Regions from separate parts of the Homo sapiens genome. Here region 2 is linked to region 1. The links are chromatin loops, found by intact Hi-C in ENCODE. Cell type or tissue: endothelial cell of umbilical vein. All regions are shown on one strand. Links, peaks and the distances in the headings refer to the core of each region. The heading gives the core; the rest is flanking DNA.

Region 1 (4,397 bases), core at 167-4,166:
ATGGTCTTCTGTTCATTAAAGGTTCTTCCCGAGTGAAAATTTAGTGATGCTGGTGTCTTTTGTGGCATTTGGTTCCAGCATAACCAGTGCAAGCCTTCTAAAAATGACTAGGCTCACCCAGCTGAGAATGAATAGTACTCTGTATAGTTTTAAAAAGAGATTGTTTTTATTTTAGCTTTGAAAAAGTAATTTTTGTACTTGGTAAATTCAGATACTATGAAATAAGGAATATGGTGAAGAAGACATCTCTTCACCCCTGACTCACTGTCTCCCATCCTTCTCAGAGGCAACCGCTATACTGATTATGTTTTGTATTCTTCCATAGATACTCTGTATATCTGTATGTGTGTGTGTATCCCTTTGTGTGTATATATGAAGATTTTTTTGAAAGATAAATTTTCTGACGAATCTAGAAAGCAGGAAGTCAAAGGGGAGGGGGTCATGAGTATACTTTGCCTAAGTAATAGAAGACAGGGCATAGACTACTTTTTTGTTTGTTTGTTTTTTAAATAAAGATGGGGGTCTCACTGTGTTGGCGGGGCTAGTCTCGAACTCCTGGCCTCAAGCAGTCCTCCAACCTCATCTTCCCAAAGTGTTGGGATTACAGGCATGAGCCATCACATCTGGCCCAGTTTATATGTTTTGTTTGTTTGGTTTTTGCTTTTGTTTCCTCTCTGCACTGCCAATGGCAAATTCTTGAGTAGTGGAATGTATTTATTGGGGAAAAGAGACCTGCCACCACTTAAAAGTAAAAAGCTGCCATTTTTAAGGGAAACCTTTCTCAGTGAGTTGGACAGTTTCACCCAGAAGAATTGTTAAAAACGAGTTTTGGACACATTTCAGGACCTTTAGTTCATCTGTTCAGTTTTGGTAACATAAGAGCCAGCTTGTGATCATGATGTCCCAGGAACTGATGCTACATATTCTCAAAAAGAGGTTTCTTCAAATTTAGTCCTTTCAAGGTACTAGTTACTGTTGTTTTACTTTTCAGGTTCGAGCCTCTGGGGATGCAAAAATAAAGAAGGAGAAGGAAAATGGCTTCTCTAGGTAAGACTTTGCTGCTGCGTGGGCTTCCCTTTCTCTGGGTGGACAGCAGGCCAGCTGCCTGTGTTGTAGTGTTGTCTGAGTTAACCCAAAACCCACTGACCTGGCCATCTTGATGGTTCCCAGAAGCTCAGCAGTGAGAAGACTCGGTCTAAGCCAACCTGAGCCTTTCTACAGTGCCATATAGTGAGACTGACCAGCACATTTTCCAGAAGGTTATTTCGAATAGAGAAGGTTGACAGGAGAGATTTTTAAAAATTGAGATTTGACTTGCATATCACAAAATTTGTATTTTAATGGTATACAGTGTACCATTTTTTTTTTTTTTTTTTTTTTAGTATATTCACAAGGTATTGCAGCCTCTTCACTAATTCCAGAACATTTTCATTTCTCTAAAAAGAAACTTCATATTCAGTAGCGATTATGGAGTTTTCTGAAAAATCACTTAGTCTGATTTCATCATTAGTAATATTGGGAGGCTTATATATAAAAGATCATTTGACCTACATGTTAGGGATGAGTGTAGATTTGGGTAGAATTATGTTATCTCTTTTCTAGAAGGAGAGGAAAATGCGCAAAATCTAGAGGTTACTTCCTATACTGTTTTTACCTTTATAATTTTGTTTTCCTCAGCCTCAATTTCCTAAAATAAGCCCAGAGGTCCCCTCTAGTTTCGAAACAACTAGATGTTTATTGTTACATATTCTCACTTCACTGAATGACAGAAAGGATTTATTAGAAATGGTTGTAAGTGTTTGCATTATTGACTGGGACAAAACACTTTGAGAGTTTTGCTTCCTTGAATCTTTGAACTTTCAGTTTCATTTGTTAAAATTTTTGACAATTGTGCCTGGTACTCTGGGGTCCTTTAGACAAGGAGAAAAGCAGGTGCCCTCTTCAGGCATGTTTCATAATTGTTCTAGGAATGCAGAATAATACAATTCAGGAAGCATTAGAGCTGCAAGCTGCCCTAGGAATTTTGATTTCTGAGATAAAGTGACTGAGGAGGCACTGCTGGGCTAATCTCTGCCAAGAGACTGCCTTGGATTTTTATTAAACTGATATGAATAAATTTTTTGGACTTGGTGCATAGTCATGAATTCATTTTCAGACTTTTTGGGTTAGAAGATTAGGAACACAGCCTTCTTTGAGGCAGTGGTCTCTATGTTCACTTTGCTGGACTCCTTGCTGGCTTGTGTATATGTCTTTGTAGAGAATCCAGATGCTTCACTGGAATACAGTTTTCAGGTAAATTGTTTTAGGACTTCTTCCTTCAGACCTAAGTAACCCTTCCCACAGTTTTTGTCTTCAGTGTGACAAACTTAGGATCTAGCATTTACTTAACTAGTTGGGTAAATGATAGGCTTTCTTTCCTTCTGGACCCTAGGGTCTGTGTCAGTATTCAGGCAGGAGGGGGAACAGCTGTAGAAGCTGGCATTTGGTTAGGGTGCTAAAATAAGTTCTTTAAACATTCAAATTCTATCACAAGCAAGGGGACCCAGTATGCTTTTTTTGGTCGGAGGTACTCTTGAAACCCTGTGAATATACTTTGCAGTGGGGTCGGGATTCTTAATCCTTGGATCCCTCCACAGGGGGCAGCTGCATGTAAGGAGGCCATTTCTTGTACTAAGTTAAGGCAGTGAGGTTCTGAAGAGATGTGCCAGGCCAGGGAGCATCCCATGGCTGCAGTGATTGCTGGGCTCTATGGTGTTTTTTACTTGTTCCTTCTCTGTTTTGGTTCAAGATGTTTGTCTCAAAGGATTGTCTTTTTATATTTATATTTTGAAGGTAAGATCTTAACAAATAGTAGTGAGACACTCTTCTGTATATAAAGTAAACCTAAGTTAGGACGTTGAACAATGAATAGATTTGGCATAGGATACCTTCTGTTTATTCTGGTTTAACACGTGCCCTACTTTTGTTGTAATGTTGTCAGCTTGGTTATTTTTCCATGTAGCTAGATATACATGTACGTTATTGCCACATTTTTAGAACTTTAAGGTACTAAGTTGGGGAAATCAATGTTTATTCCTTTCCTTGTAAAAGCTGTACTTTAGCTTTTAGAGTACTGGAACAATCAGTTCAGATTGTGGGGTCAAATATATGGTAGGTTTCCATGTAAGGCAAGAAAACACCTTAGGTTTATTTCTGGAGTGGTTCGTGCCATGCTGGCAAAGATAGCTAAGAAATAGTGAGAAAGAATTCTGACTTAGAATAAAGAGTCTTGATCCCAAATCCTGATATTGCCCATTCACCTGTACAATGAGGACAAATACTATCTACTTCACAGGATTGAAGTGAGAAAAAGTGCTCACAGAACATCTTCATGATATGTACGTGGTTATCCTTATTTCTGTTAGCTTCTTTTCAACGAAATGACATATTCCTTCTTTGTATTAATAGAATACAGATGTTCTAGCACTCTGACCAGCAATTTTTTTTCTCTTTAGTCCACCACAAATTAAAGATGAACCTGAAGATGATGGCTATTTTGTTCCTCCTAAAGAGGATATAAAGCCATTAAAGAGACCTCGAGATGAGGATGAGTGAGTATTTTCTTAAAACTTTGACTTTTGAAAACAAAAAGGAGGAGTTTAAAGAATAAATGTGATGTGTTTCTTTATAATACATATAGAAACTGCATTAATTGGCTTTTACTCATTTGGAATTTGTGATTAATGGACTGATTTCTCTGAACTATGAGAAGTAGAGTTTGCTAAACAAGTAGTATACCCAAGGCTTACATGAAGATTATATAAATTTTTATTACTGAAAAGGCAATAGATATTTATTGTAGAAATTTCAAATAATACAGAATTCATGAAGAATAAATTATTTAAGTTACTTAAAATTTCTTATTGCCTACCACAGATAACTTAAAGCAGTTTCTCTTAGACCTATTCCTGTCAGACATTCTAAGTGAAGTTTCAGTGTGTAAAAATAATAAAACTGCTCATAAAACGGTCGAGGCTTACATGTATCTCTTTCCCCAGATTCAATGAGATTAAATTATATTCATTATTTTCACTCTTATATAGCTTACTATGCTATTGTTATAGTAGAAATTGGATGGAAAGGGAGAAGGGAAATACTTAGTGAACTCATTTGTATTCATTCAATATAGAATTTCTTTCCTCCACATTCCAGTGAGTTACTGCTATGTGGTAGCTAGTGTGCTGTGTGTTTGGTTCCCAAACTTTCATCTTTTATTTTTATTTATTTTATTTTATTTTTTTTCCCAGACTTTCATCTGATAATGATATTTATTTCTGCATATATCCCCCCACCCTATTTTGCTTCCAGGCCGGTGTAAGTGGTTTGTTTTGTTCTATATAGGGCTATAACTATTACTC
Region 2 (4,397 bases), core at 95-4,094, 320 kb before region 1:
AAAAATGGGCCAGAAGTGGGGACAACAGGGACCTGACTCCCTTTTTTTTTATTCCATTACCACCATCTCCTTAATGTTTCCAAAGCACAGACTGATCTGATGTGTCCCTCCTCTGCCTAAAAATCATTCAGTGGTCCTGATGTCACCTTAGGCAGTAATTCTCCATATCTTCTTTTCTGTAACTTTAAAAACTACAGTTTGGGACCATATACTTGGAGGCTGTGGCAAAGTTGGCTAGCTGCCCACCAAAAATGCATGCTCCTGTTCCATGGTACGAGGTTGTCAGATCATGGTTGCCCAATCGGAATGACACTTTCTAGCCTCTCTTGCACTAGACGGAACCACATGACTACTTCTTATCACTGAAACATGAGTGAAAGGTATATGCCTCTCCCTTCCAAGCAGAGGTGCCTTTGCCCCACCTTCTCTTTCCTTGTCTGCTAGCTGGAAGAAAGGATTCTAAGTTGCAAGAACTTGGTGGAGCCATAAAACGAAAGGTGCCTCAATCCATGAATGGCCCTGTGGAACAGAGAGCCAGCACTGTCAATTGAGTACTCACTTTCTGCACTTGAAGGAAAATTTTTTGAGGCCAATAATATTTTACACTTTATCTGTGACAGCAGCTAGCATTACCCTAACTCAAAGGAGTTAAAAGATTCAAAATAGCATAAAACAAATCAATAATAATGATGGTGCAATCATGACTATAGTATAACAGTACCTCACAGAATCTATAAAGGCACATACCTGTGCTGACTATTTAACAGAGACCTATGGGTACCACATATCAATTTGAGTAGACTTAGTGCCCTGGTCTTGCTCCCTATATGCCCATAAAATGCCACCCTTGACTGTTCTACTAAGCATGCCTCTTTGCATCTTGTCACACAACCCACCCACCCACTGGTAGCATCAGCCTGATTTCCATCTGGGCAGTCACGCTACCCCTATTCTTAGTCTCTAGGTTCCAATAGGTCTGGCACATTGTCTAAGCCTGGCCAATCAAAGTTCTACTCACGATAGCAGTGGCTGGCCTAGGAGTGGGCACATACCCTACAGCCAGTTGAATCATCAATTATGGTAAATAGCAAGACTTTGTCCAGGTATGCTGGGGGAAACACAATTACTCTTTTCTGCTATATTCAACCCTAGAAAAAATAATAACAACCATGTTGCAAACACAAGGGGAGAGCCTAAGGGAGAATGGTGCCAAAATGGCAGGAGACAAGACCTAAAGAGAGAGAGAGAGAAATCAATCCCCAATTACATCAAACCATGGTCTTTTCACTTCCAGAAATCAATACATTCTCTTTTTTCCTAGCTCCAACTTGAAATGGATTTTCTGACCCTTACAATCAAAATAATCCTAAGTAGAACTCAGGTGTGCCAGCATTTGACAGCCCAACCCTGAAGGATTGGAAGTTCCCCAACAGGAGAGCCTCTGGCCTACATGGTACAATTTAGGCTGAGTCCTGCACCCACAACTCCCTTACCAGCCCCTGCATCCTCTCCCCTTCCTCCATTTGCCTGTCCCCCATATCCTCTTCCCAATCTCCACACAAATGATGTTGAATTCCCAGAAAGTAGAGATCCTTCTCCTACCCCCTGTCTCTGCTATTTGTTTCCTTACCCACCACCTTTGCTCAACTACCCATAACCACTTCTCAGCCTCCCTCAAACCTTACCTCTTCTGTGAATTCATCTCTGAACAGAAATTTGTTTTCAATTAATCAAATTCTTTTTCTCTCTTTTTTGTTCAAATCTATGTTGGTTCTCTACCAAAACAGATCTGATCTTTAAAAAAAATGCCCAAAGAGACATTGGCCAAGTTTCAGCATGAGGTATCACTGAAACCACTTCAGGAAGGATAACACCACCACAGACTTCCTGGGAAGAAGAGATGTAAACCCACCTCAGAAGATGACAGCAGTGAAGAAAATGAGCATCACAAACTGGTTCCCAAGGCCTGGGCCTGAGAAACACTCAGGAGAGCCAATTGCTGAAAAAATAATAATAATAATACCCAGAGAGAGGAAGCCTTTTCTTCAGGAGGAAACTGACTCACACTCTCTGCCCTCAGATCTTCCTGTTCTCACCCTTACACCTCCACTCCAACTACAGTGCCTCCTTGCTGTTTCTCAAGCAACCAGGCATGTTCTCACCTCAACACCTGTATTGGTTATTTATTGCTATGTAACATACAACTCGAAATAGTAGCTGCTTAAAACAAGAAACTCTTTTTTAAAAAACAGTCTCAGAGTTCCTGTGGGTCAGGAACCTGGGAGTGGCATAGCTAGGTTATTCTGGTCCCAGGTTTCTCCTAAGATTATGCCCAAAATGTCAATGCAGTTATACCCATTAGAAGGCTGGGGGCTCTGCTTCCAAGGTGGCCCACTCACAAGCCTCAGAAGTTATTGCTGGCTGTTGTCAGGAGGCTTCAGTTCCTTCCCATGTGGACTTCTCCATAGGACTGACTGCTTGAGTGCCCTCACAAGGCAGCAGCTGGCTTTCCACAGGATGGGTGATCCAAGAGAGAGAAAGGCTGAAGCTGTCATCTCTTTTATGACCCAGCCATGGAACCCATATTTCCACAATATCCTATTGGGTACACGTTAGCCCTATTCAGTCAGGAGGGGACTACACAAGAACATGAATACTGGAGTCATTGGAGGCCCTCTTTGAGGCTTAGGACCAGTGAGACTTTACACTTATCACTTCCGCTACCATCCTTTCCCCAGATATCCCCATGGCTTCTTCTTTTTCCTCCTTCGAATCTTTGCTCAAATGTCACTTTTTCAAAAAGACCAGCCTTTTAAAAACTACAGCTCCTCCTCTTGCCCCAGAGCATTCCCAAATTTCCTTTCCCAATTTATTTTATTCATTGCATTTATCATCAAATACACACACACACACACATAATTTTGTGTTTTTGAGTTTTAGATTTACAGAAAAGCAACAAAGATAGTACAGAGACTCCCGTATATGTTTCACCTGGTTTCTCCTAATGTTTGTTCTGGTTGAGTTTTTTTGTTATTGTTGTTTTGTTGTTTTTTTCTGTCTTCCTCCATTAGAATATAAGCGCAATGAAAGCAGTGACTTTTGCCTATTTTATTGGCTGATGTATCCTCAGTGCCCAAAACATTGCCTCACTCACAGTAAACATTCAATAAATATTTGTTGGATGAATGAAAGACTATATTACCAGCTCAAAGAAAAGCTGACACTTGCCTTTTGACCTTGAAGTTCTTAACAGAAACACACAGGATATTTAACATAGGATGACCCAGGGGATTTAGGTAGAGTATTTAAAACTCAGCAGGGAAAGGTTTGGGTGAGAAAGTGTACACCTAACTTGTCGTAAAACAATAAACTTCATTTATTAATTTTCATTTTTCTCTCTTTGCTCTTTTCAGTATGATTTGCTTTACTGTTGATAAAGTGAGTTGGCTTTATATTGTGTCAATAAGCCCATCTTCATTTATCAATAACACGAATGCAGTATTTCCCTAGAAGAGGCTTAACTGGGCTAAGCAGCGATGAGAAAGGAGAGAGGATGACTTCTGAAAAATCCAAAAGAATCACAGACTCTGAGATTTCCCCAATCTAGTGGAGTTTTCCTCAGTTCCCTGCTGAGCCTTCCCTTGTAGGGCTTCCCATCTGGAAGGCTCCTCCTCTCTCTCTTTATTCGCTGGGAAAATTATCCCAACAAAGCAATCACAGGATGCATGTCTTGTTTCCTTTGCTGGGGTCACCTCCACCAGGGCTTAATAGCCTTGGTGAATTCTCACTGATGGATTGATGTTGGCCCCTGGACTCTGAGCCCCTCCAGGCCCTGCAAGCCCCATTCCTATGTCAGATCCCTGACAGCTCCTAACCCATCCAATGCTGGGGCAATTGGCTGGGGGTGAGGCAGTGAATACTTATCAAGCACCTGCAATAAGCCCAGCACTGTGATATGTACTCTACAGATATTTAACTCCACTGAGACTCAGCATCACAGTTAAAAACAAGGGGAGGTGGGTGGCCTTGAGTGAGGCTTCCAGAGTTCAAAAATAATAGTTCCTACTTGAGGACTACCATAGAGATCAAAAGAGAGGAGGCAAAGGGTTTACCATTATGCCTGGAACTTAAAAAATACTCCATCGTGTTATTTTCAAACAAGGGCATTTTACAGATGCAAAAAGTGGAGCTCAGAAAGGTGAATAAATATGACTGATAAAATTTAGGTCCAGGTCTGCCTAGGTCTAAGTCCTTGCAGTACCCACTATATTAGTGTCACTCGAAGAATGGCATGGAGATATTTGCATTAGAATCACATGAGGAGCTGGTTTAAGAAGCAGAATCCCAGACGTCCAGAACTGGAACCCCTGGAGGGTAAGGCCCAGGGATCTGCATCT

The links. A loop is a pair of places that touch in the nucleus more often than their neighbours do. Peaks named below come from ENCODE experiments on the same cell type or tissue, not always from the same donor. Only the 100,000 strongest peaks of a DNase experiment are listed, where the experiment ranks them.
Region 2: it touches region 1 in a loop (2.5-fold over the local background); 1 of 110 quality-filtered maps calls a loop at or near these places.

Annotation. Positions count from the first base shown.
Region 1 is chr20:41,076,591-41,080,987 of GRCh38, forward strand. TOP1 (DNA topoisomerase I) reads left to right here. Exons shown (of 21, transcript NM_003286.4): 5 at 992-1,047; 6 at 3,495-3,590. Among named protein-coding and RNA genes, the nearest start is that of TOP1, 50 kb to the left of the region's middle. In endothelial cell of umbilical vein, for the core only: a CTCF peak has its summit at 1,964 (motif pointing left); a DNase peak (open chromatin) is centred at 1,951.
Region 2 is chr20:40,755,294-40,759,690 of GRCh38, forward strand. No RefSeq gene overlaps it. Among named protein-coding and RNA genes, the nearest start is that of SNORD154, 43 kb to the left of the region's middle. In endothelial cell of umbilical vein, for the core only: no CTCF peak of the experiment used is centred there; a DNase peak (open chromatin) is centred at 2,058; H3K27ac peaks cover 793 bases.